Linked DNA regions of Homo sapiens: region 1 is linked to region 2. Evidence: read pairs that join two places in POLR2A ChIA-PET (ENCODE). Cell type or tissue: A673. All regions are shown on one strand. Each heading gives the region's core, and the rest is flanking DNA. Links, peaks and the distances in the headings are about the cores only. Region 1 has its middle 40 kb from the start of LINC03146. Region 2 overlaps KSR1 (kinase suppressor of ras 1).

Region 1 (15,806 bases), core at 4,812-8,811, 190 kb before region 2:
TGAGTGTCGGCTCTGCCCTGCCCTCCATCACACCCTAAGCATAAACTCTCTATTCCCCATACATGACCATTACTGTCTATTCCCCATACATGACCATGTCTGTTCAGCAGCTTCCTCTTGATGAATTAGTTTCTTTTCCGTTTCTTTCTCTTTCTTTCTTTCTTTCTTTCTTTCTTTCTTTCTTTCTTTCTTTCTTTCTTTCTTTCTTTTTTTTTTTTTTTGTTGAGGCAGCATCTCACTCTGTTGCCCAGGCTAAAGGGCAGTGGCACAATCATGGCTCATTGCAGCCTTGACCTCCTGGGCTCAAGCCATCCTCCCACCTCAGCCTCCAGAGCAGCTGGGACTACAGGTGTTTGCCACAATGCCTGGCTAATTTTTGTACTTTTTGTAGAGACGGGGTTTCGCCGTATTGCCCAGGCTGTTCTTGAATTCCTGGGCTCAAGTGATCCTCTCGCCTTGGCCTCCACCACTGTGCCCAGCCTCTGAATTAGTTTCAGTCACATTTGGTATGAGATTGAATTGTGTCCCCAAAAAGGCATGTTCAAGTCCTAATACCCAGAACCTGTGACTATGGCCTTTTTTGTAAATAGGGTCTTTGCTGATATGATCAAGTTGAAATGAGGTTACACTGGATTAGTTAGACCCTAAATCCAGTGATTAGTGTCCTTATAACAGGGAAATTTGGACACAGACACTCACAGTCTGGAGAAAGAGGAGAAAAAAACAAACAAACAAAAACAAAAAAAGAGAGAGACAGCACAGAGAAAAGATGATGGGAAGCCACAACCCAGGGAGAAGGCTGCATGAAGATGGAGGCAGAGACTGCAGTGATGCATCTGTGAGTTAAGGACTGCCAAAGATCACCACAACCCCAGTGAGCTAGAAGGAGCAAGGAAGGGTCCTCTCCCAGAGCCTTCAGAGAAGGTATGGCCCTGCCAGCACCTTGATTTTGAACTTCCAGCCTCTGGAACTATAAGATAATAAATTTCTCTTGTTTTAAGCTTCTCAGCTTGTGGTAATTTGTTGCCGCAGCCCCAGGAAATGAATACAAGGGTAGAGAGAAGGTTAACAAAATCGTGCATGTCACAAGGAACCATAAAAAGGCCGAGACAATGCTGGGCTCAGATAATGGCTTGTTCACTTCTATTATTTTATTTATTTATTTTTGAGACAGGGTCTGGCTCTGTCACCCAGGCTGGAGTGCAGTGGTGTGATCTTGGCTCACTGCAATCTCCGCCTCCCAGGTTCAAGCGATTCTTGTGCTTCAGCCTCCTGAGTAGCTGGGATTACAGGCATGCACAATCACTCCTCGATAACTTTTGTATTTTTGGTAGAGATGGGGTTTCACTGTGTTGACCAGGCTGGTCTCAAATTCCTGGCCTCAAGTGATCCGCCTGCCTCGACCTCACAAAGTGCTGGGATTACAGGCGTGAGCTACCGTGCCCGGCCCACTTCTATTATTATTCTTTTTTAGACAGGGTCTTGCTCTGTCACCCAAGTTGAAGTATAGTGGCATAATCACAGCTCACTGCAGCCTCGACTTCCCAGGCTCCAGTAATTCTCCCACCTTAGCCTTCCAAGGAGCTGGGACAACAGGCACATGTCACCACGCATGGCTAGTTTTTGTATCTTTGGTAGAGACGGGGTTTTGCCATGTTGCCTAGGCTGGTCTCAAACCCCTGAACTCAAGTGATCCGCCCGCCTCAGCCTCCCAAAGTGCTGGGATTACAGATGTGAGCCACTGCGCCCGGCCTTGTTCCTTTCTTAGCTGCATGAACTTGGAAAGGCGACCTCACCTTCCATAGCCTGAAGGTCTACAGAGTGGTTGTCCATAAATATTAGGAGCTGGCTAGGGCCCTTGCCTGGATGCGGGGGAAGATGGACACCATCCTCAAACACTTGAAGGCTGTCATGAGGACAAGGCATTCAACATATTCTTCTATGTTTTAAGCACCTCTGGGGAGAAATTAAACTGAGGAAGAATAGGACTAAATCAGGGAAGACCTTCCTGTTAGTGAGACCTGCCCAGTGGTGGCCGGGAGAGGTCATGAGCTCTCTGTGACTCGAGGAGATGACACAGAGGCTAAAGGACTGATTGTGGGTCAGTGAGAAAGTCACCCACCACCCAGGGATGACTGTTATATGACAGAGCCAGGATTTAACCCTGAGCTGCCTGACTTCAAAGACCATTTTCTTAACAGTTAGCCTCACCTTTCTGAACTGTTAAATGGGTGGGAACGTGGTGAAAATTCAATGTGTGAGGTCCTTCCTAGCGCTAAAATTTTCTTTTTCTTATGAAATTCTCCACGTTTTAGCATCCTCTAGTTTCTTCTGCAGGTTGTAGGAAGGTTGGTTATTTGGAAACCAGAACAGTTTCCTAAAGAAACAAGTCCATGTTCAGTTCTCAGACCTCGCTTGGAGATTCATAACTCACCAGGGGCCTGAACCAAAGCCCCATCTCCCCCAGCTCTGAACCCTTATTAGGGACTCCCTAGGCCAGGCTCCATCTTGGGGCTGACTTACCATCTCGCCCACGCTCTCCCCTTCCATGTCACAGTGACCCACTGCCCCAGTTTACCCAGGACTGACGGGTTTCCTGGGACATAGGACTTTCAGTGCCCAAGCCAGGAAAGCCCTGGACAAGCTGGGAGGGGCTGATCACCCTACTTCGTGATGAGCCCATAGCAGAGGCCCTGACTGGGCTGCAGGCAGATGTGGAAATCCTGGAGTGGATCTGCAGGCAGAAGACGAAGTAGCCGTGTATGTGTGTTTTCCACCAGCTCTGAGACACAGGACCCAAATCGCTCTGCTTTGGGGCCTGGTGACAAGTGCAGCACAGACTTGGAGAGAAGAGACTTCTAACTTCATACTAAACATGGCTTGGCCACTAGCAAGGCCTGCAGGGCCAGCAGCACTATGAGGCGGGGCAGCTTTCGGACGTCACGACTGCAGGCCTTTATACAAGTACCAGCCTTCCTGGGGCACCAGTGGCCTGGCGGGAAGGAGGCACTGCCCTCACATAGCTCCTAAAACAGCTGAGTCAGTGAGGGGTTCTGTGGGGGAAGTGGGGGAGGTTTGCCTGAGATACATTCAGGAGCGCCTGGCTGACAAGGTAGGGGGAGAACCCTGCAGGCTGGGGCCTGGGCTGGTGAAAGGGGAGGAGACCTGCTGGCAGAGCCTGGCTGAAGCCACCGTCTCAGAGGCTGTGGAGTCTCAGTTACAATGTCAGTTCCGCCAGGCCTCTGAAGGCAGACACAGGACCTCCTCCTTGCCTTCTCTTTCTCCCCCACTTCCAGGCAGTCTAGAGCCCGGTGGAGTCTCCTGTCAGGACACCTCCAGAATGCTTCCAGTCCTTTCCCTGACCACTGCCCGCTCGGCACAGGCCCTGTGCAATATCCTAAACTGCTGAGCTCCTGACACCCTTCCTGCCAGCCTCATCCCCCGCCCTCTTCCCGTCATGTGCCAAGCCCCAGCCACTGTGCAGCCCTGCTTTTTCCAGAGGTGCAGGCTGCAGGCCTCTCGCCTTCGAATCTTTGCATAAGTGGGATCCTCTTCCTGAATGCCCGCTCACCTTCTTGACTTGGCTAACTTCTACTCAACTTAGAAGATTTATTACAGGTGTGTATTAGTCCGTCCTCACCCTGCTATAAAGAACTACCTGAGACTGGGTAATTCATAAAGAAAAGAAGTTTAATTGACTCACAGTTCCACAGGCTGTACAGAAAGCATGGCTACGGAGGCCTCAGGAAACTTACAATCATGGCAGAAGGCAAAGGGGAAGCAACACATCTTCACATGGTGGCAGGAGAGAGAGAGCAAAGGGGGAAGTGCTACACACTTTTAAACAACCAGATCTTGTGAGAACTCCACCACCAGAACAGCAGGGGGGAAGTCTGCCCACATGATTCAATTACCTCCCCCATAGGCTCCTCCTTCAACACATAGGGATTACAATTCGAAATGAGACTTGGGTGGGGACACAGAGCCAAATCATATCAAGGTGCCACCTCCTCCAGAAGGCCCTCCTTCATGTCCTTCATCTCTGTCCCCACAGCATCCTGGGCTTACTGCTGTGCACCAGCTCATAAATTCATGCACTAACCACAGACAGCGTCTGTCTCCTAACCAGCCTGGGAGTTGCCTGAAGGCAGGGAACAGGTTTCTTACTTCTGTATTGCCAGCATCTGGCGAAGAGTAGGTCCATAATGCAGAATGAATGAAGGAATGAGTGAATTAACACATTGTCCTGTTTAGTCCTCATGACTCTGGGATCCCTGTTCTGGGGCTTTGGGACCTCAGAAGCAAAGAGAAAGAGGAGGACCATGACTCCCCAGCTTACTACCTCCTGCCTTACCATGGCTTTGCTAGTCCCTGATGACCTTGAGCCCTAGCCAGGTCAAACAGGGGTCACGTGTAGGACTAATGTGAGTTGGGGGAAGTTGGTACAATCTGCCAGCCCAGTAGTGTGGAAGGGGACTGAGGGCCTGACAGTGTTGCATGCCAGAACAAAGCCCATGCAAAGAATTGAGGCTTTTTGCCCTTTTGGGCACCTGGTTAGGTTAAGAAGAGGGGAAAGGCTGAAGCAGAGGGAGGACAGAAGGATCAGGAAGTGCGAAGGAGACCCCCTACATTGTGAGAGCCAGGCAGGGTCCTAGCGGTCGTCTGAATGGCTAAGGTGTCCCTCCGTTGTGACTAGATAATATCAGTCCACTCCTCCTGGGCTGAGTGAGAAACTGCCTGCCTCCTCCCCACTCCCTTCCTCCAGCAGCCTTGCTCAGAGGCCCTGCAGCCACTGCCATATCTATCTCAGTCTCTCAATAGCTCTGTGAAGGGTGACTGTGTGATTCCCACTTACAAATGATGAAGACTTCTCCCCCACCTTCTTTTGATTTATTTGAAAATTCTTTAGAATTCCATTTTAATTGACTTATTGGTTCTGCATATCTTTTGTGGTTTCTCTAAGAATTACAATGTAATTCTTTGGGAGGCCAGGGTGGGGATTGCTTTGAGCTCAGGAGTATGAGACCAGCCTGGGAAACATGGTGAAACCCCATCTCTACCAAAAAAAACATATATACATATACAAAAATTCTATATACACAAAAATTAGCCAGGCATGGTGGCTTGTGCCTGTAGTCCCAGCTACTCGGGAGGCTGCAGCTGGAGAATCACCTGAGCCCAGGAAGCGGAGGTTTCAGTGATCTAAGATTGTGCCACTGCACACCAGTTTGGATGACAGAGTGAGACCCTGTCTCGAAAACAGCAACAAATATAGTATATATCCTTAACTTTTCACAGTCAACTTGGGGTTCATCTTGCATGATTTCACATGCTATTTCCAGCTCATATTTGCTACCCTCCTGTCTGTCTTTTCTTTTACCGTTACCCATATTTGCTACACTCCTGTCTGTCTTTCCTTTTCTTTCTTTTATTTTTTGAGATGGAGTTTCGCTCCTGTTGCCCAGTAGAGTGCAATGGCACGATCTTGGCTCACCTCAACCTCCACCTCCCGGGTTCAAGCGATTCTACTACCTTAGCCTTCTGAGTAGCTGGGATTACAGGCGTGTGCCACCACACCCCGCTAATTTTGTATTTTTAGTAGAGACAGGGTTTCCCCATGTTGGTCAGGCTGGTCTTGAACTCCCAACCTCAGGTGATCCGCCCACCTTGGCCTCCCAAAGTGCTGGGATTACAGGCATGAGCTACCATGCTGGCCCTTTTTTTAAAATAGAGATGGTGTTCATTACGTTGCTCAGGCTGGTCTCGAACTCCTGATCTCAAGATATCCTCCAGCCTCAGCCTCCCAAAATACTAGGATAACAGGCATTAGCCACCACACCTGGCTGTGTCTGTCCTTTATGCTACAACTGTCAGATGCATTATTTCTATATACTCTATAAACTCTCCAAGACAATATTATAGTTTTTTCTTTTCTTTTTTCTCTCTTTCTTTTTTTTTTTGAAACAAGGTCTCACTCTGTCACGCAGGCTGGAGTGCAGTGGTGCAATCACAGCTCACTGCAGACTCAACCTCCCAGACTCAAGCAATCCTCCCACCTCAGCCTCCTAAGTAGCTGGGACTACAGGTATGTGCCACCATGCCTGGCTAATTTTTGCATTTTTTGTTATTTTTTTCTTTAAAACAGTCATATGTCTTTAAATAAATTAAAAATAAAATAATCTTATATAGTTACCAGGATATTTACCATTTTCTATACTTTTCATTCCTTTCCGAAAATTTTCACGTGGTATCATTTCCCTTCTGCCTGAAGAACTCCCTTTGGCATGTCTTATGATGCAGGACTGCAGATGATAAATTCTCTTCACTTTTTCCCCTCTAATGTCTTTATTTGATTTTCATTCCTGAAGGAATGATTATTTCACTGGATATAGAATTTTATATGGAAATATTGAATTTCATTCATCATTTTAAAATGTTGTTCCACTATCTTCTGACCCCATAGTTTTTGAATGAAAAGTCAGCAGTCAAGCAAATTACTAGTGCTACCTAGGTAGTGTGTTGTTTTACACTGTCTTCTTTTCTTTCTTTCTTTCTTTCTTTTTTTCTTTCTTTCTTTTGAGACAGAGTTTTGCTCTGTCACCAAGACACCTCCAGGGTTCAAGCCATTGTCCTACCTCAGCCTCCTGAGTAGCTGAGATTACAGGCATGCACCACCACACCCGGCTAATTTTGTATTTTTAGTAGAGACAGGGTTTCACCATGTTGGTCAGGCTGGTCTCAAACTCCTGGCCTCAGATGATCCGCCCACTTCAGCCTTCCAAAGTGCTGGGATTACAGGCATGAGCCATCGTGCCTGGCTACACTGTCTACTTTCAACATTTTCTCTTTTTATTTATTATTATTATTTTTTGAGACAGAATCTTGCTCTGTTGCCCAGGCTGCAGTGCAGTGGCATGATCTCAGCTCACTGCAACCTCTGCCTCCCACGTCCAAGCAATTCTCATGCCTCAGCCTCCCAAGTAGCTGGGATTACTGGCATGAGCCACTACGGCCAGCCTCAACATTTTATCTTTATCTTTGGTTTTCAGATATTGGTTTGACCTGATATTTCTTGGCACAGTTTTCTTTTTCTTTCTTCCTTTTTTTAAATTTTTTTGTACAGACAGAGGTCTTAGTATGTTTTTGGCCAGGCTTGTCTCGAACTCCTGGCCTCAAATGATCCTTCTGCCTCAGCCTCCCAAAGTGCTGGGGTTACACAGGTGTGAGCTACTGTGCCTGGTCATTTAAAAAAATTTTATCCTGGTTGGGGTTTGGTTATCTTCTTGAAATTTGAAATTTATATCTTTATCAAATTTAGGAAGTATTTGACCATTTTTTCCTTCAAATATTTTATTCTGCCTCATTCTCATTTCTCTCCTTCTAGGACTCCAATTACATGTATGTCAGACCATATAATAATATCCTTTTGTATTTTTGGTGTCAGGACCTACAGGTCCCTGAGACATTGTTTGATTTAATTGTTTTTAACATTTTTTTCTCTGTATTCTTCAGATTGTGTAATTCCTATTCATCTATCTTCGAGTTCACCAACTAGTTTCTATTCCTCTCCATTCTGTTGTTCAACCCATCTAGTGAATTTTTTCCTCCTGAGCTGTGACACCAAGGATATTGTATATTTCTGTTCTCATATTTCTATTTGTTCCTCCCTATACCTCTCCATTACTACAATTTGGTTCTTTAAAAAAAAAAATTTCTCCAGCCTGGCCAGCATGATGAAACCCCATCCCTACTAAAAATATAAAAATTAGCTGGGCATGGTGATGGGTGCCTGTAATCCCAGCTACTCAGGAGGCTGAGGCGGGAAAATTGCTTGAACCCGGGGGGCAGAGGTTGCAGTGAGCCGAGATACTGCCACTGCACTCTAGCCTGGGCAACAGAGGGAGACTCCATCTCGAAAAAAAAATTCTATTTCTTTGCTGAGATTTTCTACCTTTTCATTTAGCCATACATCAGAAGGCTATAATTTTAATAAAGTACAATTTGTGAATTTTTTTTCATAGATCATACTTTGTTTGTTTGTTTGTTTGAGACAGAGTTTCACTCTGTTGCCCAGGCTAGAGTGCAGTGGTGTGATCTCGGCTCACTACAGCCTCTGCTTCCCCATTTCAAGTGACTCTCATACCTCAGCCTCCCGAGTAGCTGGAATTACAGGTGTGCACCACCAGGCCCAGCTAATTTTTTCTATTTTTAGTAGAGATGGGGTTTCACTGTGTTGCCAAGGCTAGTCTTGAACTCTTGGCCTCAAATGATCCACCCACCAGAGCCTCCCAAAGTGTTGGAATTACAGGCATGACCACCACACCCAGCCTCCATAGATCATACTTTTGATGTTATATTTAAAAACTCATCACCAAAACCAAGATTTATCAGATTTTCTCTTATGTTACTGATATGGTTTGGCTGTATTCCCACCCAAATCTCATCTTGAATTCCCATGTATTGTGGGAGGGATCCAGTGGGAGGTAATTGAATCATGGGGGCAAGTCTTTCCCATGCTATTCTCATGATAGTGAATAAGTCTCATGAGATCTCATGGTTTTTAAAAGAGGAATTCTCCTGCACAAGCTCTCTCCTCTTTGCTTGCCAATATCCATGTAAGATGTGACTTGCTCCTCCTTGCCTTCCACCGTGATTGTGAGGCTTCCTCAGCCACATGGGACTGTAAGTCCAATTAAAACTTTTTCTTTTGTAAATTGCTCAGTCTCAGGTATGTCCTTATCAGCAGCATGAAAACAGACTAATACAGTAAATTGGTACCAGTAGAGTGGGGTGCTGCTGAAAAGATACCTGAAAATGTGGAAGCTACTTTGGAACTTGGTAGCAGACAGAGGTTGGAACAGTTTGGAGGGCTCAGAAGAAGACAGGAAAAGTTTGGAACTCCCTAGGGACTTGTAGAATGGCATCAACAAAATGCTGATAATGATATGCACAATGAAATCCAGGCTGAGGTGGTCTCAGATGGAGATGAGGAACTTGGTGGGAACTGGAGCAAAGGTGACTCTTGTTATGTTTTAGCAAAGAGACTGGTGGCATTTTGCCCTTGCCCTAGAGATTTGTGTAAATTTGAACTTGAGGGAGATGATGGTATCTAGCAGAAGAAATTTCTAAGTAGCAAAACATTCAAGAGGTGACTTGGGTGCTGTTAAAGGTGTTCAGTTTTAAAAGGGAAGCAGAGAATAAAAGTTCAGAAAATTTGCAGCCTGATCAAATGTGGTAGGAAAGAAAATCCCATGTTCTAAGGAGAATTTCAAGCTGGCTGCAGAAATTTGCATAAGTAACAAGGAGCCAAATGTTAACCACCAAAACAATGGGGAAAATGTCTCCAGGGTGTCAGAGACCTTCATGGCAGCCCCTCCCATCACAGGCCCAAAGGTTTAGGAGGAAAAAATGGTTTTGTGGGCTGGGCCCAGGGTCCCTCTGCTGTGTGCAGTCTAGGAACTTGGTGCCCTGCATCCCAGCTGCTCCAGCTGTGACTAAAAAGGGCCAAGGTACAGCTCAGGCTGTTGCTTCAGAGGGTGGAAGCCCCAAGCCTTGGCAGCTTCCACATGGTGTAGAGCCTGTGGTTACACAGAAAGTCAAGAATTGAGGTTTGTAAACCTCCCCCTAGATTTCAGAGGATGTATGGAAATGCCTCGATGTCCATGCAAAAATTTGTAAGGGCAGGGCCCTCATGGAGAACCTCTGCTAGGGCAGTGCAGAGGGAAATGTGGAGTCAGAGCCCCCACACAGAGTCCCTACTGGGGCACTGCATAGTGGAGCTGTGAGAAAAGAGTTACCATCCTCCAGACCCCAGAATGATAGATCCACTGACAGCTTTCACAGTGCACCTGGAAAAGCCACAGACACTCAACACCAGCCCGTGAAAGCAGACAGGAGGGGGGCTATACCCTGCAAAGCCACAGGAGCAGAACTGCCCAAGACCATAGGAACCCACCTCTTGCATCAGTGTGACCCAGATGTGAGACATGGAGTCAAAGGAGATCATTTTGGAGCTTTGAGATTTGACTGCCCTGTTGTATTTCAGACTTCTATGGGGGCCTGTAGCCCCTTTGTTTTAGACAATTTCTTTCATGTGGAGTGGCTGTATTTACCCAATACCTGTACCCCCATTGTATCTAGGAAGTAACTAACTTGCTTTTGATTTTACAGGCTTATAGGTGGAAGGGACTTGTCTCCAATGAACTTTGGATGGTGGGCTTCTGAGTTAATGCTGAAATGAGTTAAGACTTTGGGGGACTGTTGGGAAGGCATGATTGGTTTTGAAATGTGAGGATGCAAGATTTGGGAATGGCCTGGGGCAGAATGATATGGTTTGGCTCTGTCCCCACCCAAATCTCATATTGAATTCCCGTGTGTTGTGGGAGGGACCCAGTCAGAGGTACCTGAATCATGGCGGCAAGCCTTTCCCATGCTGTTCTCATGATAGTGAATAAGTCTCATGAGATCTGATGGTTTTAAAAAGAGGAATTCCCCTGCACGAGCTCCCTCTCTTTGCCTGCCACCATCCACGTAACTTGTGACTTGCTCCTCCTCGCCTTCTGCCATGATTCTGAGGCTTTCCCAGCCATGTGGAACTGTAAGTCCAATTAAACCTCTTTCTTTTGTAAACTGCCCAGTTTTTATCTTTATCAGCAGCATGAATACAAATACAGTTAGCTTCTAGAGGTTTTATAATTTTTGCATTGTACATTTAGCTGTATGATCCATTTTCAGTTAGTATTTGTAGGAGCAAGATTTGTGTGTAGATTCCTTTTTTTTTTTTTTTTTTTTTTTTGCATGTGCACATCCAGTTGTTCCAGCATCATTTGTTGAACAGGCTCTCCCTTCTCCATTGAATTGCTTTGTTCCTTTGGTGTGGGTCTATTTCTGGGCTCTTCATTCTGTTCCATTGATCCATGGGTCTGTTGTTTTGTCAGTTCCATGCTGTCTTGATTTCTATGGCTTTGTAGTAAGTCTTGGAGTCAGGGGGTGTCAGTCCTCCAGCTTTATAGTTGTTTTGTGCTTTCATTTTTGGAAGGTTATCAATTATTGACTCAATTTCTTTAATAGATATAGGCTTATCAAGATTATTGTTTCTTGTGTGAGTTTTGGTAGTTTATATCTTTCAAGGAATTGGCCTATTTCATCTAGGTTATCAAATTTATGGCAACAGTTGTTCGTGATATTCCTTTATCATCCTTTTAATATCCATGGGATCAGTATTGATGACCCCTCTTTAACTTCTGATACAGTAGTCCCCCATTGTTAGTGGCTCAATTTCTGTGAACTTTAGTTATCTGTGGTCAACAAGAGCCTAAAAATATTAAATGGAAAATTCCAGAAATAAACAATTCATAAGTTTTAAATTATGAATTTATGCACCCTTTTTAGTATCATAATGAAATTTCGCGTTGTCCTGCTCCATCCAGCCCAGCTCCATCCCTTTTGTCCAACATATGCATGCTGTGTATGCCACCTGCCTGTTAGTCATTGACATCATTTGCTCCCGACATGCTGTCATCAATGTCAGCATGGTTTGATGATCCAGGATCACCTGAAGTAGATGATCCTCCTTCTGATATATTGTGGCCTAACAATATAGGCCAATGTTGAAATGGCCACTGCAAAATTATAACTGAGGCAGTGAAAAGAGATCTGACCTGGCCGGGTGCTGTGGCTCATGCCTGTAATCCCAGAATTCTGGGAGGCCGAGGTGAGGGAATCACCTGAGGTCAGGGGTTCAAGACCAGCCTGGCCAACATAGTGAAACCCCGTCTCTAGTAAAAATACAAAAACTAGCCAGGCGTAGTGGTGCATGCCAGTAGTCCCAGCTACTCAGAAGGCTGAGGCAGGAGAATTGCTTGAACCAAGAAGGCTGAAGTTGCAGTGAGCTGAGATCCTGCCACTGCACTCCAGCCTGGGCGACAAAGTGAAACTCCATCTCAAAAAAAAAGAAAGAGATCTGACCTAACCAATTCCATCTTACTTTTAACCTCCAAGCTATCCTTGTTCATTCCTGACCATAGGACAAACTATTAATAACTTTATTAATAACTTTGGGAGGAACTTAGTTTACAGTTTAAAACAAAGACAATAACAGCCTTTTCCCAAAACAAAGCCTCTTCTTGGCTGGGGACTAGACTGCCTTTGTAGGACTAATAAATTAGCCGAAAGATTAGAAATTATGGTTTAGGAGTCATGCAGCTGGAAGCTACAAGATTCTGACCATCCCCAAAGAACTACTGGGGAAATTATCACCATTGTAAAACCTGAGATCAGTGCTTGTGATATTTTGCAGGTCAGCTGGCACCACCCAGATTCATAAACTGAGTCATCTGATCTTATGGCCCCAACCCAGGAACTGACTCAGCGTTAAGAGGACAGCTTTGGCCCTGTTTTGTTTGTTTTTTTGTTTTTTTGAGACAGGGTCTCACTCTGTCACCCAGGCTGGAGTGCAGTGACACGATCTCGGCTTACTGCTACCTCTACCTCCCAGGCTAAAGGCATCCTCCTGCCTTAGCCTCTGGAGTAGCTGGGACTACAGGTGTGAGCCAACATGCCTAGCTAATTTTTGCATTTTTTGTAGAGATGGGGTTTTGCCATGTTGCCTAAGCTGGTCTCAAACTTCTGAGCTCAATCAATCAGTCTGCCTCAGCCTTCCAAAGTGCTGGGACTATAGGCATGAACCACCACTGCCTGGCCCTATGATTTCATCTCTGACCCAACCAATCAGCACTCCCAACTTACTGGTTCTCCACCCACCAAATTATCCTTAAAAACTCTGATCCCTGAATGCTCAGGAAGACTGATTAGAGTAATAATAAAACTCCAGTTTCCAGCACAGCCGGCTGTGTGAATTACTCTTTCTCTATTGCAATTCCTCTGTCTGGATAAATTGGCTCTCTGTAGGCAGCAGGTAAGGTGAGCTCACTGGGCAGTTACAATGCCTACATCATTCACTTCACTTCATCTTGTTGTATAAGCATTTTATCATGTTACATCATCACAAGAAGAAAAAGGATGGGCACAGTACAATAAGATATTTTGAGAGGAAAAGAGAAAGAGAGAACATATTCACATACTTTTTATTCCAGTATATTGTTATAATTGTCCTATTTTATTATTAGTTCTATTTTATTATTATTATTATTATATTATTCTTACTGTGCCTAATTTATAAATGAAACTTTGTCATAAGTAGGTACATACAGGAAAGACATAGTATATGCAGGGTTTGATACTACCGCCTATTTTAGGTACACTTCAGGGGTTTTGGAACATATCCCTTGCCATTAAGAGGGGACTACTGTATTCGTAATTTGTGTCTTCTGTCTTTCTTAGTTAGCCTGGATGTTGGTTCATCATTTTTATTGATCTTTTAAAAGAACAAGATTTAGATTTTATTTTCTCTATTTATTTCCTGTTTACAGTTTTGTTGGTTTCTGCTCTAATTTTTATTATTCCTTTTCCTCTGCTTGCTCTGAGATTAAATTGCCCCTTTTCTCTAGTTTTTTAAGGGGAAAACTTAGGTTATTAATTTTAGATCTTTCTTTTTTAAAATATATGCATTTAATGATATAAATTTCCCTCTAAGCATTGCTTTCACGGCATTCAACAAATTTTGAAGATTTGTATTTTCATTTTCATTTTCTTTTTTTTTGAAACAGTGTCATGCTCTGTCACACAGGCTGGAGTACATCGGCACGATCATGGCTCACTGTAGTAACCTCAAACTCCCGGGCTCAAGTGATCCTCCCAGCTCAGCCTCCCGAGTAGCTGGGACTATAGGCTTTCACCACCATACTTGGCTAATTTTTTCTATTTTTTTCGTAGAGATAGGTCTCACTTTGTTGCCCAGGCTGGTCTCGAACTCTTGGGCTCAAGCACTTCACCTTCCTCAGCCTCCCAAATTGCTGGGATTATAGGCGTGAGGCACCATGCCCAGCCTCATTTTCATATATTAAAAATATTTAAAAATTTCTCCTGAGACTTCTTCTTTGACCTGTGTGTTACTTAGAAGTGTGTTGTTTAATCTCCAAACATTTTGGGATTTTCCAGCTATCTTGCTGTTACTGATTTCTAGTTTAGTTCTGTTGTGTTTTGAGAACATATTTATACAGGAACAGGATTCTATCCTGGACATTGTTCATGTTACGCTGTAGAGGCTCTGGTTTCTGTTAGTCCTCCGAAACATGTTGATTTCTTTCTTTTTATTAGGCAATTAACTTCAAACTCTGCTCTTCGGTGGCAGCTCAAACCTCAGTTCAGTTATTTTCCTCTGCTAAAGTATTTTTCATGCATGTGTGGTTCAGGGAGCAGTGAGAGATTTGGGCAGAGTTTACAGATGGGATCTGGAGCCACCCCCTTTCCGAGCCTTTCCTTTATGGCACTCCCCACTTCACTTTCCAGTGGCTGTGGTTGCTCTAAACTTTGTACTCTGATTCTTTAGGCCAGAAAGACCGCAGGTTCCCCAAGTGTGCTCTGCTGACTGCAGCGCACCTTCAAGATCAAAGCCAGAAAAACAGATAACTCACCATATGTCATGCCCTTCTTCCAAGTGTTGACTCCCAGCCAGGGCCTACTTGCTTTTATTCACTCTTCAGTGCCTCGCGTTGGTTTTGGGTTTGTTTTGCTTTTTCGTTTTGTTTTGTTTTTGTATTTTGTCAACACTTTCTATCTGTGGGATGGTCAATTCAGTAGGATCTTAGTTCTCGTGGAAGAGAAATCCCCCAACCCAAGTCATAGAAAGGTAACGTCACTGACCTGTGGCCACTCAGCTAGCAAATTGAACGGGTATTCCAACCCAGGACTAAGCAACACCAGTCTCCTCCGCCCCCAACCCCACATACTTTTTATTATGTGGATCTGTCTTCCATCTCTTATTTGTCAAAAGTCCCAGAACTACTTACTCTGACTTTTCTCTTTGCATAAAATCCATCCAGATTTAGGAAGAAGTTTTATTTATTGCCTTTTGTGCATTGTCTCTCCTGTGAAAGGATGATGATTAAAGTGCCTCGGCTTTGAAGTTAAAAATACCTGTGTTCAAATCCTGCCTCTGATATATATGTGATCTTGGACAGGTCGTTCCAGTTTCCTTATCTGTAAAATGGGGGAAACAATAGTATTGACCTCAAAAAATGGTGGTGAAGATTAAATGAGATATTTCACATGAAGCTCAAAGAACGGTGACTGACCTCCAGTAAGCAGTCAATAAATGAGACCTCAGGGGTTTTTCCTACTCTGAGGTAGGGGAGTACTCACAGTGGGATGCTCCATCAGATATTTTTCCAAGAGGAGGGTACATCAGGGGCCTGAGCCCAGGACACTGTTTGAGAGGCTGGTCCTCTTGGGATGCCAGCCTTATTAAGCTGGGGCTGCTGTCATGTCAAATGGAGTAGCACAGGAGCCTAGAGTGGTCCATGTTTTTCGGGGAAAGAAACCCAAGCCCAGAGAGATTCAGCTCCCATCTGAGATCTGTGCAGAGCTGGGAGTGCAGCCCAGCTCCCCTGAGCTCTGCTTCCAAAATCAATGGTATTTTTCTTCTGTTGAATGCCCATGTTCCTCACCGGGGGAGCTTCGGGTGCAGGGCCTGGGCGCAGGGTGGGTGTGGGTGGCTCTCAGAGGCCAGGGGGCCCAAGAGGAGGAGCTGTGAGTACTGCCATCACAGAAGGTGGATGAGGAGGAGATTTCTGTTTTATTTTTCTCCAGCAGGCTGGAACGATTTCTAGAAGGAACACAAAGAGAGGCGGAGAAGCCACTGAAGAAAGAAAGAAAGGAGTAGAGGCTGGGAGCAGGGGGCGGCGTGG
Region 2 (15,806 bases), core at 5,685-9,684:
TTTTCCCCACCTCACAGTTGAGGAAGCTAGCACTCAGTGGGTATAGAAACTCACCAGGGTCCTAGAGCCACAGAGGAGTAGAGCCGGGTGCCCCTCCACACCTGACTGTGAGTCCTCCGTCTCAACCACTTCTCTCTCCTTCTTCTTGGAATGCCTGGATTCAGGCACCTGGCCAAGCCCTTTCACCTTCCAAAGCTTCAGTCTCCTCCTCTTGTGAAATGGGAATAACCCATGTGCTGCTTGCTGGCACAGGCAGTTGTGAAAGTCAAGTGCGGGGGTGGAGGAGGAAAAATTAACAATTTCCCACCTCTCTCTTACCCTCAGCTGCTGTTAATCCCAGGTGAGAGCCAGACCCAGCAGAGGCAGCTAGAGAGGCCTGCACATACGGCAGCTCTCAACAGCCTCCTGGGGAGTGAAGGAAGGCTGGGAATGGCTGACTAGAGGCAGTTTTCTGAATCAAGAGAGATAGCGGGAGTCAGCCCAGAGCTTAGGACAGAGAGGGCGGCACACCAGCCTGACAGAGCTGGGCCAAGTGTCCTCCTTCCGTCCCCCCAGTTGGTACCAAGGGTGTCCTCACCAGCAGGGCCAGGAGGAAGTGAGGCTGGAGTGGATGGGGAGCAGGAGGGCAGACTGGGCTGCAGGAGCCTGCTGGAGGTACCTGGGCCTGGCAGCTTTCTTCCTGGGCTTTAAGAACCACAAGGAACCATTAGCTGCTGTCATTCCATCTTCCCCAGACTCTCCAGAAACCCCTTCTCAAGATTTCTCTTTTTCTTCCTCCCAAATCTCATGTCAGTTCCTGGGCTATAGCCAGAGTATTCTAAAGCCCAGAAAGAAAAGGCTATTTCCTTTAGTAAACCCAGCTTCAGCTCCTACAGACTGGGGAGAGGGCTACCTTGGTTCAGTTCTACCTCTGAGAGTTTCTCCTTGTACATGTGTGGAAGCCTAGTGATGGGGGAACCCTGAGTTAGAGCAGCTCTCCAGGGCTTCAGCTGCAAGGGCTGGCCCCAGGGGTGTGGGTCTATTTTATTCTGTTTCTTAACCCAGACAGTTCTTCGGACTCTGACTCGATACCCACTGCTGCCCCTGACCCCTACCCTGGCCCTGATGGATTCTGTGTGCTTTCAGTGGGAATTGGCTCTGTAAGTTCTGCCCATCAAAAATAGGTGCAGTATTCAGAAGCCAGAGTTCCAAACCCATGTCTGTCATGCATTAAAAACCCACGTCTGTCAGAGAATCTTTTGACTTCTTAACCCATTTATGCCAGAGGTTGCAGTTTTTTGAATTTTTGCGGTCAGACCTTGGCAATGACCTTGAGCAGTAGGATATAAATAACTCCCATGTGCTTAGCATTCCAACAATGGAACGCTAGGCATACGTGGGTTGTCATCTAAAACAGGGGACCCATCCCCCAGGCCACTGACAGGTACCGGTCCACTTGGCCTCTTAGGAACTGGGCCACACAGCAGGAGGAACGTGTTTACAGTTGCTCCCCATTGCTCGCATTACCGCCTGAGTTCCGCCAGCTGTCAGATCAGCAGCAGCATTAGATTCTCACAGGAGCACAAACCCTGTTGTGAACTGCACACGCGAGGGATCTAGGTTATGTGCTCCTTGTGAGAATCTAATGCCTGATGATCTGTCACTGTCTCCCATCACCCCCAGATTGGACTGTCTAGTTGCAGGAAAACAAGCTCAGGGCTCTCACTGATTCTACATTATGGTGAGTTGTATAATTATTTCATTATATATTACAATGTAATAGAATAAAGTGCATGATAAATGTAATGCACTTTAATCCTCTGGAAACCATCCCCCGCTCCCTGTCCCTGGAAAAATTATCTTCCATGAAACCAGTTCCTGGTGCCAAAAAGGTTGGGGACCACTGTTCTAAACCATTGTTTATTTTCTTAAATAAACTTTTTATTTCGGAATAATTTTAGATTTACAGAAAAGTTGCAGGGATGTACAGAGAGTTCTCGTATGTACCCCTCACCCAGTTTCCCCATCATTAACGTTGTCGTGACCACAGTGCCTTTGTCAAAACTGAGGAAATGACACTGGTATATTACAATGAACGCAACTCCAGACTATGTAGGTTTGACCAGTTTTTCCTTTACTGTCCTCTCTCTTTTCTGGGATCAATCCAGGGCACCGCATGGTTTACATTATTTTGATTTATCATGTCTCCCCAGTTTCCTCTGCTCTGTGACAGTTTCTCAGTCTTCCCTTAATTTCATGACGTTGACACTACTTTGTTTTTTGGAAGTGAGCCCTCCCTTAGGATTGGGGGGTATGAGGGGTAGGTGGGTTAAGCTCCATCTCCTCTGGGGGTGTATCTACACAGATTATTTGGAACTTTTCTGTAGGAAAGAGTTGTCTTTTCTCCTCCGTTTATTTATTCATTCAGTCATTTATATCAGTATAGGCTCATGTCTTTTTCTTTTACACATTGGGTTCTAATCCAATACTACATGATTTATTTTGTTTCTCAAGTTCTTCCAGCTTTGGCCATTGGGAGTTCTTGCAGGTTTGTTCCTGCACTCTGTGACATTGCCCATCCTTCAGTTTTGTTTGGCGTGTGTGTGTGTGTGTGTGTGTGTGTAGCACTTCCGTGTGTAGCACTTCCTTTGCTTTCTGACACTACAGTATGCTTCAGCCCCCTCTGTTTTTTACTAACCCCACTTCTAGAATCAGTTATTTCCCCAGGGAGCCTGGTGAGTTATTCGCTCTGCTTTGTTTTGATTTTATTATTTTTATTTTTTAAAACTGTGGTGAAATACGTATAACGTAATTTACCATTTTAATCATTTCTAAGTTTACAGTTCAATGACATTAAATACTTTCACACTGTTTTGTGACTGTCACCACTGGAACGTTTTCATCTTCTCAAATGAACCATTGGTTTTATTAGAAGAGATGTGTTTATTGTAGGGGGTAAAATGAAACAAAGGAGATAAAGTGAAAGAAAATTGCTGCATCCCATTTCCCTGAAGCCTGCTCATCTTTCTGAACATTTTCTGGCCCTCACATTCCTCTGCGTGTTGTCTCTTTTGTACACATGAGATCAGGCCAGACGTTTGGTTCAGGAACCTGCTCTTTCCCCTTAAAGACCTGTATTTCCATGGTTACAAACACTGCTACCAAGAACATCTTTGTGCACCTGTGTATTTCTACAGGGAAAAAAACCTAGAAGTGAACTTGCTAGGCTGGATTTTAGTGAATGTTTCCAAAGTGTCTTTTAAAATACAATAAAAGCAGTCTTTTTCTTCAACGGTTATTTATTTATTTATATATTTTGAGACAGGGTCTCGCTCTGTTGCCCAGGCTGGAGTGCAGTGATGCGATCCTGGCTCATTGCAGCTTCAATGTCCTGGGCTCAAGCGATCCTCCCGCCTCACTTCCCAAGTAGCTGGGACTGCAGATGTGCGCACCACTGCACCTGGCTATATATATATTTTAATTTTTTTGTAGACACAGGATCTCTCTATGTTGCCCAGGCTGATCTTGAACTCCTGGGCTCAAGTGATCCTCCTGCCTCAGCCTCCCAAAGTCCTGGAATTACAGACATGAGCCACCGTGCCTGGCCTGCTCAACTTTTTAATGAGACTCTCATTCCAGGTGTACCTGGACCAGACAGTAAACTGCACATATACCTTTTCTAAACTTGTACTTGGCTGGGCAGTAGTTAAGACCCCCAGCTCATCCCTGTTCCTGTCCCTGTATGTTTCCTAAGAAATTGCGTAGGGCCATGCCCACAGAAGAAGACTCAGAGTCAGAGGAGGGAACAGGGTCCCTGGGTGTGTTGAATGGTCAGTGTGGTGCAGGGCCCAGATTCCAGCCTGCCCTAGTCCTGCCTCAGGAATCCCTCTAGGGTGCCCAGGCCTTCATGGGTTGGTGTGGCCTCTGCTATGTCCAGACTGGCCTGGTGCCTTGGAGGCTAGAAGCAAAGTTGTATTTTCTCCCTGGCTGTCCTGACTTAGTGCCTTAGCCCTCCTGTTGTTTAGGAAACTAGAGAGCCCCTAAAGGGCCAACAGGACAGCTTGGCTCACATGGAGGGGGAGGAGTGCCAAGGTCCTGCCAGTGGCCCCATGGGACAGCCTGATCCAGGTCTGTGGGGAAAGGGACTTCCCTTTGTCAAGCTTCGGGAGGGACCTAAAACCCAACAAGATCTCCAGAAACCTGGCCCAGGGGGTGGGGATAGGTCCTTGGGGATTTCTGTGGGGCAGCTGGTCTGGTTTGGAGGATATTAGAGCTAGACCCCTCTCTGCCTGACCCTGAAGTTTGGCCTGGAGAGAAGTCTCCTCCAAGGTAGCTCAGACTGCAGAGATTGGCACCCTGAAGGAATGGTTCCCTGTACGTGTGAGAGAGGTTGGACCAAAAGACACCACCAGCATCAGGAGGAGTCCTGGGGGGATAGCGGAGGCCAGAAAGTCATGGCATCTGTCCCCTCTTTCCAGGCAAGAATTAGACATAGCACGCTCACTTGGCTGCTGGTGCCCACTGTGGTGGGCACTGCAGGGAGGTAACCCTGCCTCCCAGAACCACTGTCCAGTGGAAGCAGGATGGACCTGCATGGCTGTGGCCATGGTTGACCCAGGCAGGACCTGAGATCCTATGGGTATCTAGAATGGGCCTATCTGCCTTTTACACAATGTGAGATCATGGGCAAGTGACTTCATCTCTCTGGGCCTCAGTTTATCCATATGAGAAATGACAGATTAAGTGACCTTTTAAGTCCTTTCCTCAGATGGCTGCTGCTTCTGGACAGTAAAGAAGCCTAGAGTAGAAGGAGTTCTGTCAGGTGAGGTGGTTCGGAGAGACCATGTGGAGTGGTACCTTCCCCTGAACCCTCCAGATGGTGGCTTTGCCTTGCCTCTCAGATGTGTCTGCCCTCCTGTAAGTTGTATACCATGCTCTCTTCGAGGTATTTCATCATGTGCTTTTCCCACTGGCTCCTATGTAATGTTTGTGTGCAGCAGTTGGAGCTCTGCCGCACGGATCATGGGGTGATGTTTTTACTCCTGTATTCTGTGCCCCCGAGTCAGGCTTTTCTTCCATGGATTTTGGGCAAAGCTTCCTTGTGTGTCTTCACCCATTTTTTTTCCTTTAGCCCACACAAGATGTGATCAGCTATCCATTGTTACTGAGAGATGGGAGTTTTAAATTTTTCAACACCAAGCAAGTACAGAAGTGTTAGAAAGCAAGCAAAGGCCCTCCTCTTCCACTTCGCGGGGATAACACCTTGTTAACAGGTCAGTGGGTGCACCTGCCAGACCTCTTCACGCATTTTACAGTCACTTAAAATGACGTGCAAATTTACTCCCTTCTCTCTCTTTTTTTTTTTTTTTGTTTGCTGAAATGGGATCATATGATAGATATCATTTTGCAGGTTTGCAGTCTTAACGTCATCTGTGTTATCCATAAAAATTCATGTTATCCTTCTTTAACAGTAGAGTAGTAAGAGATACAGTTTCATCAAGGTATGATATGAATGCCTGTGTCTGAGGGATACCCACCTGCTCACATACATGCGCACACAGTGACATCAGGCAACTTGGTGGTTCAGGTGACTCAGCACCTGAACGAAGATGAGAGCCCGTGCCCAGAAGAGGCCAGGTGCCCAGCTGTAACGCCTGGCACATGGAGGCCCTGGCAAATACTTACTGGGTGAAGGAATGTACCAAAGTCACTGCAGGATAGAGGTCAGGGATGCCAGACTTGAAAACAGGACTCTTTCAATATTTGTCTGTCTGTCTTTCTGTTTTTTGTTTTTTTTTTTTTTCTTTGGAAGGGAACAAAATCCGTGAAGTCTCTCTGTTTCCTTTTGCTAACCTGATAGTGCTGAAGGACCCCCGCATCTTTGCAGTCAGTGCCTGAAGATGATCTGCCCAGGGCTGCCCCCTGAGGCTTCCTGGGGGAACTTTGTGTGGTGGGATTTGTCCCTTCAGTCACTTTGAGTTCTCTGCTGACCTTGACTCTTCATGGCTTCATGACTAGGACTTTGATTTTTCCCTTAGGAAAACATACGTGGATCGTTTGTGTGTGCAGCCGTCTGTGTGTGTAATCTCCTCCTTCCTTTTCCATATTGTTTTCCTAAGGGCCATCCCTGCAGGGTTATCTAAATACCATTTCAGATTTTGTCTTTTGGTTGGATAGTGTTTGCGGTCTTAAAGTTTCCAGGAAATAATGCCTTTTCTACTAGAGGAAGAGAGGGGATAGACATGGATGTGGTCACACAGTACGGCAGCTGCATTTCCAGGTTCCTGGTGTGGCTGAGGTGGCCCTGCGTGGGTTTCTTTCTGTTCCCACCTGAGTCAGATGCCAGCCCTCTGCGGCTCCGAGCCTGCTGCGGCGCTGCATGCCTGACCTTTGGTTCCTCGTCCCTTCCCTGTCTGTAGATGTTGGAGACAGAACTTGGGCAATGCCTGCATGTGTTTGCCCAACCACTAGATCTTCATCTAGAGCAGCGCTGTTCAAAACCTTCTGTATTGTCCATTCAGTGTGGCAGCCCTTAGCCATATGTGGCTTGGGGACACTTGAAATGTGTATAGTGCAGCTGAGAAACTGAAATTCGTGTTTTGTTTTATCGTAATGAATTTTAATTTGAATAGACATCTGGCTATGACTGCATTGACCAGGGCCCTGTGGTGAGAGCTGGGATGCTGAAGACACCTTCCTCTGCCCCAGGAGCACACAGACTGGGGTGAAACAGGAAGTGAGAGCCCCAGATGCCCTGATGGCTCCGGGATGGGATCTGTTGGAGCCAGTGGGCCAACTCATCCTGGGTAGTCAGGGAAAGACGGATGTCCGGGAAGGCAAGAGCACACCAGGCGGAGGGAAGAATATCTGCAGAGACCCTGAGGATGAGGAAATCAGAGCGCTTGTGAAGCGCGTGAGGAGGAGTCTGTGAGGAGGCTGGCGGGGAGCCGGGGTGGATTCCTGCAGCTCTCCCTGTGTGCAGTGTAGGGGTTGGGGCTCCTCTTAGGGGATATTGGAAGTGTGTGTGAGAGAGGGGCAGGAATTCCAAATGAACATTAGAATTGTTTAAAGGAAAATAAAACTAGCAAGAAGGCTGCATTCACATGGGGATGGGCTGAGAGTGACGGGGTGAGGAGCGCTGCCTCCCACGTGGCTGGAGGGTGGAAGGGTCGGGGATAGGAAATGAGATGGGAGGGAGCTCAGAGGCGGGGCCCTGCCCCGCTCCCAGTCATTTGGATTTGCACACTATGGCTGTTTCAAGCGGCCCCCTGTCCCACAAGTTACGTCTAAAAGTCTCAGCTTCATATTCTGGCAGCAGCTGGGGAAATGATTTCAGAGCCTGCTGGCATGGAGCCATTTTTTTTTTCTTTAGCAATTTCCCGGTTGGAAGTTGTTGAAAGGAAGTGGCAAGCGCTGCCTGAGCAGTTCTAGCTGGGAGAGGTGGGTGCTGCAGAGTCTGGGATTCCAGGGTGAAAGCCACAGGTTCCCCTGAATAAGCTCTTACTGCTGGTGGTTCCTGAACTGAAGATGCAGGCGGATCTGGTAAGGGGATTTTTGTTGTGATCCTGACTGGACATGTTTCTCTTTCCGCTCTCCTCTACCCTTGCGTTCCTGTGTTTAAGATGAGGCCTTCTCCCAGAGATGGGGGACAAAGCTGCCTTACTCCTGCCACCATTTTGGTTTCCCAGTGGCTGGGGGTGGCCAGAGCTCTGTGTGGACACCAGGAATGTAGGCTGTATGAGGCAGTAGGATGTGTGAGACCTAACCAGGAAAGCGAACCCGCATTTGGCTCCTGGGGTGCAGCTTGAGTCGGCATGACTATGGCCCTCATTCCTAGCCTCTCCTTCCCACCCCTCCTCCTGTCGGCCCCATACTCTCTCTTTGAGAGCCAGAGGCCCAGCTGTTCTTACAACCTTGCTCTTTGGCAACTGGGAGCCTCCCCAGGAAGCAGCACACACCCTCACCCAGCCTCCTGGAGGGATCTGTGCCAATGTGTCAGCCCAGCAGCACAGGGCTGCCTTGGTACCAGCCCAGTGGGGGCTGGGCCACACAGCTCTCCACTTAGGATGGGGAAATGGTGGCAAGTGGTGGACTGGCATGCCTGTATCACCTGGCCAGTCAGGAGAGGAGCTGAAGTTGGAGCATGGAAGGAAGGGGCAAGCTACAAGGCCAGCATTGTATAGATGTCATCCTGTTTCATCCTTATCCCTGGGACAGGAGACAGGGAGATCTGATGATCCCCTGCAAGCTGATGGCAGGATGAAGATTCAAACCCAGGTCCTTGTACTTCCTTCTCATACACAATTTTGTCATCTAATATCTTACCCAGAATAGCACAGTTTTGGGGCTACTGTATGATATGTAGTTGTGTAAATGAATTGACTGCCTGCCTTTGTGTGTGTGCACGTGTGTCTCTCTCTTCCCCCCTCATTTCTTCTTTCCTTTACATTCACTCGTTACTCATATGCACCCATTGATCACTTACCTTTTACCTGGTACCTTGATTAATTATCACAGAGGATTAATTGATGAGCAAAATAGTCTGTCCTGGATGCTTACAGCTAGTGTGATGCACACGTCTGCAAATAACTAGGGTGCGTAGCTGACTGCTGGCCCCAAGGAGCGGGGAAGGGATGAAGCATGGTCAGGTACAGAGCTGAGGTCCTACTTCCATTCAGTTATTTATTCACTCACTCAGTGTGTATTTAGCACCTGTTGTGTGCTCGGCACTGTTCTAGCCACTGAACATGAGTTCCTGTCCTTCTGGAACTGGCAGACATCACTTTCTCCAATAGATGAAGTCATTAATTTTTCTTATCTTGAGCCAAAGGTACCCACTTTTCAGGGTGGGGGTTCCCCTGGTTTCATGAAATCTGAAAAATCATGAGCATGAATGTCCTGCTTAGTCCTGTACTGCTTGGTGTTTGTTTGTTTGTCTGTTGTTTGTTTGTGGCAGAGTCTCGCTCTGTCGCCCAGGCTGGAGTAGAGTGACGCAATCTTGGCTCACTGCAACCTCCACCTCCCGGGTTCAAGTGATTCTTGTGCCTCAGCCTCCTGAGTAGCTGAGACCACAGGAACATGCCACCACACCCGGCTAATTTTTGTATTTTTAGTAGAGACGGGTTTTTTCCATGTTGGCCAGGCTAGTCTTGAACTCTAGTCCTCAAGTGATCTGCCCGCCATGGCCTCCCAAAGTGCTGGGATTACAGGCATGAGCCACCAGGCCCGGCCTTGCTTGGTGTTTTTGATCAATCCTTTGGATTTCTGGGCTGCCCAGTCCAGTGAAAACTGACTAGACTAGAAGCACCATGTTGGCAGGGACCTGGCTATTTCATTCACAGCTCTATCCCCAGTGCCTGGCATGTGGTGGGTTTTCTTGTTGAATGATTGGATTCAAATAACATTATCCAAAGAATTTTGGTCTCTTGGCCCAAGGCGTCTCAGGAGCTCTCACCTGGGCCAGTGAAGGTTGCGTTACAAGGATCTCTGGGGAGGGTGAAGACGAGGTGGCTGCCGGTGGCCTGCTGAATCCCAGGGCTCCGAAACTGCCTCAGGCTTCTGTCGGCCACAGAACTTGAGCAGGACTGTGTGCCTATAGCCCTGCCATGAGATGGCTTTGGTGTAGTGTGTGCCTGAGCCCCCTCTGGGGACTACCTGGCTCCTGAGTGGTCAGCTTGTGTGTGTTCCCTCCTCCTCCTAGGACCACCTCAAAGGCAAGATTGCTCTAGAACAGATCTGACTATGGCCAGATATCATTGGGAAACATTTATGTCAACACTGCACTGTTTTAAATATTATAAAGCAGCAATCTCTTATTACCCTTCTTTTAAAAAAATAGCACATAAATTTCAGTGGCCCCTGCTCCTAGCTATGTACCTTTGGGGGAGGCCACAGGATTGGGAAACAAAATTGTTTGAGTGTCACCTCTGGAAGTAAATGGCCTTGGAGGCAGACAAAATTTTGACAAAATTCTTCCTTTGCCACTTGCCAGCATTGTGACCTTGGACAGGTCCCTTGACTTCTCTGAGCCTGCTTACTGTCTTAGCTGCTCTTGCTGGAAACCTGGGAGTCGTTTCTGACTCATTGTGCTTCCTCAATGCCCACGTGGAATCAGCTAGCAAATCCTACTGGCTCTATGTCCAAGTATGGGTCTCAAGTCCTTTTGCATCTCTTTTCCATCACTGCCACCTCCCTGGTCCTGACTAGTCCTCGGACTGTTGCAGTTTCCCCATTCGCTCCCTATATCCACTCTTTACCCTCTTGATTTCATTCTTCGTGAGCTAACAGTGGTTTTAGCAAATCCGGTTATGTTACTTTCTTACTTTCTCTTTTTCCTTTCTCCTTTCCTGTTTCCTTTCCTTTCCATTTTCCTTTTCTGTTTTTTTGCTGCCCAGGCTGGAGTGTAGTGGTGCAATCATGGCCCACTGCAGCGTTCAACTCCCGGACTCAAGTTATTCTCCTCCTCCCCAGTAGCTAGGACTACAGGTATGCACCACTGTGCCCAGCTATGTTTTTATTTTTTAGTTGAGATTGGGTCTCACTCTGTTGCCCCAAGCTGGTCTCAAACTCCTGGCTTCAAGTGATCCTCCCACTTGGCCTCCCAAAGTGTGGGGATTACAGGCACGAGCCACCGAGCCTGGCTAGATAGTTCTGAGTTAAATATTCTGTCAGTGTCTTGTTACGCTTAGCACAAAATCCAAACCCTTCACCTACCTTTGAGGCCCCTTAAGTATTCAGTATCTGCCACCTTCTTCCACGTCATCTCCTGCCTTTCTGCACTCTGCCACTGGCAGGAGAACGCATCAGATGGTTTCCTGTCTTAGCCCAGGGCCTTTGTATGTTCTGTTTCCTCTGCCTGGAAGTTGCTGTACCCTTGTGGCTAGTGCCATCTCATCCTCTGACCGGGACTTAGAGGTCAGCTCTTCAGAGAGGCCACCTTGTCTAAGCTTAGAGGCCTGCTATACCTGCCGCTTTATCTCAGCATGCTCTTTCCTTTTAGCACTTATTCACAAGCTTCAATTATGTATTTTAGCTATTTTTTTATTTGTACAGTTGGTATTCGGTAGCTTTTTTTTTTTTTTTTTTTTTTTTTGAGATGGAATTTCACCTTGTTGCCGAGGCTGGAGTGCAATGGCACGATCTCGGCTCACTGCTACCTCCACCTCCCAGGTTCAAGCTATTCTCCTGTCTCAGCCTCCCAAGTAGCTGAGATTACAGATACCCGTCACCACACCCAGCTAATTTTTTTGTATTTTTAGTAAAGACAGGGTTTCACCATGTTGGCCAGGCTGGTCTCGAACCCCTGGCCTCAGATGATCTGCCTGCCTCGGCCTCCCAAAGTGTTGGGATTATAGGCGTGAGCCCCCGCACCTGGCCTTCAGTAGCTATTTGTTGACTGGATGGGATGGATAGATGGACAAATGGAAGAATGACATGGCACCAGGGCTCATAGTAAGTACTTACTTAATCGAAGTTATATTCTTCTATTCCTAGTTAGAACTTTTTTCAAAGCAAGTTCAGATACCTGTTGGCTTAAAACAGAGACTTACCAGTTTAGGCAATACAAATCCAAGGAAGTCTGGATGCAGGGGCTCAGGTGATGCCATTAGGATGTGCCTGTGGGACAGGCTTGCTCCGCATGGCAGGTATGAAGAGCACAGGCAGCTGAGCCTCACTACCTTCTACTGTAGTCATGCTTGTCCATGAAGGGCTGTTTCCCTTGGCTGAAAAATAGCTGAAAAATCCCAGAGAAGGCTCTGATTGGCTTGGCTTTGACCACATGTTCATACTGTAACCAATCACTGGGCTAAGAAGATGGAAGACCCCCCCCCCCCACCTCCCCCACCCACAGTAGGCTCAGGAAATGGGTTCTTGGAGGAAAGACAGCCCTGATAACAGAAGGCAGAGACGTGTAGAAACTTTTCCTCCCTCAGAGATGATTTGTCAGAGGCTTTGCAGCTCCACAGGAAGGGTCTGCAGAGATCATGTTTCTAGACTACAGTAGGTGAGCCCACCCTCCAGTTTTTGTTTTTAATAACATTTGTTATTTCTCTCACTATGAAATCAATGTTTATTTTAGAAAATAATAGAAAGGCAAAGAAAACCCTACTCAGAGACAACCATTGGCTGTTAGCTTTTTAGGTGTTTTCTTAATATCCAGTAATTTACATATATGTTTATTTTCAAAGTGTGTAAAGTATAGAAATTATAGAAAACAGTAACAGCTCCCATTTATTATGGTTTGCACTGTAATCTTACTACTCAAAGGAAACACTGTAAACCATTTGATGCATTTCCTTCCAGTCAACCAACTTTGCTAGGCTTCTCTTTTTCTTTTTCTTTGTAGTTTATTTATGAATTTATGCTGTAATTCTTTAGCAGGCACTCCCATTGTGCCTGGGACTGAGCTGTGAGCTTTATGTGGAATCTCATTCACTCCTCTCAGTAACTGTATGAGGAGGCAGTGCTTTTATCCTCAGTATAAAATAGAGATGGAAAAACTACGTGAAATTATGTTTATTTAGTTTTGAGATGGCATCTCACCCTGTCACCCAGGCTGGAGTGCATTGGCACAATCTTGGCTCACTGCATCCTCCATCTTTTGGCCTCAAGCAATCCCCCTACCTTAGTCTCCCAAGTAGCTGGGACTACAAGCACACCACCACAGCAGGCTAATTTTTTTGTATTTTTGGTAGAGACAGGCTTTTGCCATGTTGCCCAGGCTGGTCTCAAACTCCTGAACTCAAGCAGTCCACCTGCCTCAGCCTCCCAAAGTGTTGGAATTACAGGTGTGAGCCACCACAGCTGGCCACTAATTATTATTTTAAAACAGCATTCTGTGAATCTAATTATGAACATCCATTGTAGAAAAATTTTAAAATACAGAAAAGTTTAAAAATAAAATAAAACCCCCACATAACCCTGCCAGCCACTGATAGCCAGCACTTAACTGTTTTCTACATTTTTTTTTTCATTTGCATGGACTCCAGTTCACGGTTTCTGGTGTAGACCTCTAGGAGTTTTGACAGCTGAGCATCCTTTTGAAGGTTGTCCCATGAGCCATCCCAGGCATCTGCTGCAGTTCATAGGGTTCTTCCTGTTGGTCTCCATACCACTCACCCGAAGCATGCGAGAAGCTGCAGGGGCTTGGGGGCAGTTGGAGTTCATGTGGGGGTGGGGGTTCCCCAGATGATTCACTGGAAGGAGGGAGATGACCGTGTTCTTATTGACTCAGGTCCTACCTTTTGGAGGGAGGTGGCAAGGCAGGGAAAACCTCTTGGTGGCCTTGCATCCTGGACATCCTGGGTGCCTGGTCCCCAGCCCCTGCTGCAGGGCCTGCTGGAGCCTGCACATCTCCCACCCAGCACCTGCCCCGGGAAGTATGTGCTGACTCCCCAGCTCCCAGGCACAAACTATTTTTGGCTGCAGTGACTGTTCACTACAGTCATGAAAACAGAAACCCCTCTCCCTGCCTCCTTCTTCCCTGGGACACTGCACTGGGGGCCAGGGCTGCCGGGGACCCTGGGCTCAGGCCCCCTTGTCATGAATCGCCTGTGGAGCTGGGTGACAGCCAAGGTGTCCAGGGGCACAGGGCCCCCACCTCTGGGGATGCCAAGAGAAGCCCGAGGCGTGAGCCCACCTGGGCTGGAGGATTATGAGGTAGGCACGGGGGTCTGGGCGCAGGAGGCCATTCCACAGCTCCCTGGAGTTGAGTCTGTTTGCTAGACTCTGAGTCCCTGCTTTGCTACCTGGCTGTAGAACACGTGTGGAGAAATCGCATGTTGGGGCAGAAGGTGCTTGTTTCATGACTTCATTCGCTGTCTTCTGTGTGATAAAGTCACTGGGGATCAGTTAGAATCTTCCTGAAATAGATCCTCCCCATCCTTCTAGTGAATAGTGTTTGGTCATTTCCTGCTTTTGAGTAGGACACACACTTGTTCTGAGCATGCTGCTTTTTTACAGGGAGCTTAAGAACGTGGAGCTGTATAGGCTGATCCAGCTCTACCTCTCCATGCTTCTGGTTGACCAGGCCAGGGAGGCCGATGGTTATAGAGACTGTGAGTGCTGACTTTGGGGTCACACAGACCAAGGTCCAAATCCAGGCCCTGTTACTCAGGGCTTGCAGTGTCTTAAGGTGTGTAACTTAATCTCTATGAAGCTCAGTTCCTTAGCTACCAAGCAGTTGTGCCTAGGCTACTTACACGGTGGTGATAATACCAATAGTTGTTATTTTTATGATTAGACTGATTGTGAAAAGGGAAAATACTTCAAGAAGCTGTGTAAGAATCCATGTGCCATGGCCCTGAGTGGGTCTCAGGACCTGGGCGTTAGGGTGTCGCTGGTGACGTGGGATCTGTTTCTTCTTTTCAAAAAGAAGAAAAGTGCATTGTCACCAAAATGGGGGTGGGGCTCACATCTGTAATCCCAGCAATTTGGGAGGCCGAGGCAGGAGGATTGCTTGAAGCCAGGAGTTTGAGACCAGCCAGACTGACATAGTGAAACCTCGTCTCTTTTTTAAAAAAAGTTGTAGTGGGTAGGAGTGGGCAAGAACATGGACTTGAGGAGTTCCGCCCATCTGCCACCTTCTAAGCCACTGAGGCCTAGGACCTGGCTAGGCTTCAGGTGAGGCCACGAGCCCAGAGCCGCATTGCTTCTGGATTGCACAGGGCTCTGGGCCCACAAGGCACTCATGTGACTTGGCGTCCCTTAGGCAGAGGGAGGTGATTCTCAGGGCAGACCTCAGGGACATCTTGACCTTGGCTCCCTTCTTGGACTAGTGCAGAAAACCTGGAAGGAATGAAACCTTTGCACTTGGGCAGGGAATGCGTGCTGGAAACTGGCTCGCCCTCCCGGGGGCATGGTATATCCTGGCGTTGGTTACTGGCAAGTGTGTCTGGACACCTGGATCCTGGTCCTGGCACCATTGTTTGGGGTGACCCAGGCAGGTTTTCTCCTCTGTGAAATGAGTGCTGACTAGATTGTCCCTAAGTTCCCTTTGGAGCCTGCCTTTGATCTCGGCAGAGAAGGGGTTTCTTCCCATCCCCTTGAAGATCCATTGGCCCCTTTCGTGCCCCTAGAGCCTGGTAGCTGTGGCATTGGTCTCCCCAGCTTCTCCTCGGCCATCTGCTCAGGGTCTCTGTTGAGGTCCCATAGCTTTGATGCCTGTTACTGCTGTGGGGCAGAAGTTGTTTTCAAGGTTTCTGGAAAACCACAGAGGGGCTGCCTGAGGGGAGCAGGAGCTCCTGAGACACCTGTCTCCTAGTTGGACCCCCATGGGGCAGCTCCAAAACCCGACAGCTCTTGTTCCTAGGCGGAGGAGCCTGGTTCTTCTGTCTCCAGCTCTGGGCTCACTTGCTGTGGCCTGGCTCATCTCCCATCTGAATGGACAGACCACCCCAAAGGACAGACCTCACGTGCTAAACACTGGGACATGTCCCTCTGGTGGACGGCATCTGTGATTTGGCTTCTGGCCCCACAAGGGACCCACCAGACTCCAAGGCTGGTGCCCGAGGCCTATTTGATAGTCTGGACGCCCTCTGGCACCAGGGCCCTCACTGGCTGAATTCCGAGCTCTTGCCCTGTGCATGTGGAGGAGGAGGGGACTCGTCTGACCATTCTCTTTTTCAATGGTGTGTCCGAGCAGGGGAGAATGGGGAGGGGGAGCAGTAAAGATGCCGGGGACATGGCCACACCCAGGAACCCCTGTTTAGTTCTGTCAGTGCCTTGACCCCCAGGAGAGCTGGGGTCCCCCATGGGGAGTTACATCTCTAGCCACACCTAGCACCCTGCACCCTCCTCATAGGATTACCGCATCCCAGTTTGCCGGC

What was found. Peaks named below come from ENCODE experiments on the same cell type or tissue, not always from the same donor. Only the 100,000 strongest peaks of a DNase experiment are listed, where the experiment ranks them.
Region 1: POLR2A ChIA-PET joins it to region 2 with 6 read pairs; 2 of 35 experiments call an interaction of 5 or more read pairs at or near these places.

The regions. Positions count from the first base shown.
Region 1 is chr17:27,364,493-27,380,298 of GRCh38, forward strand. No RefSeq gene overlaps it. Among named protein-coding and RNA genes, the nearest start is that of LINC03146, 40 kb to the left of the region's middle. In A673, for the core only: no CTCF peak of the experiment used is centred there; no DNase peak of the experiment used is centred there.
Region 2 is chr17:27,552,936-27,568,741 of GRCh38, forward strand. The region is part of intron 2 of KSR1 (kinase suppressor of ras 1); the gene reads left to right. Among named protein-coding and RNA genes, the nearest start is that of LGALS9, 70 kb to the right of the region's middle. RefSeq lists an enhancer at 14,154-15,106. In A673, for the core only: a CTCF peak has its summit at 6,846; DNase peaks (open chromatin) are centred at 6,866 and 7,206; H3K4me3 peaks cover 764 bases; H3K27ac peaks cover 2,545 bases.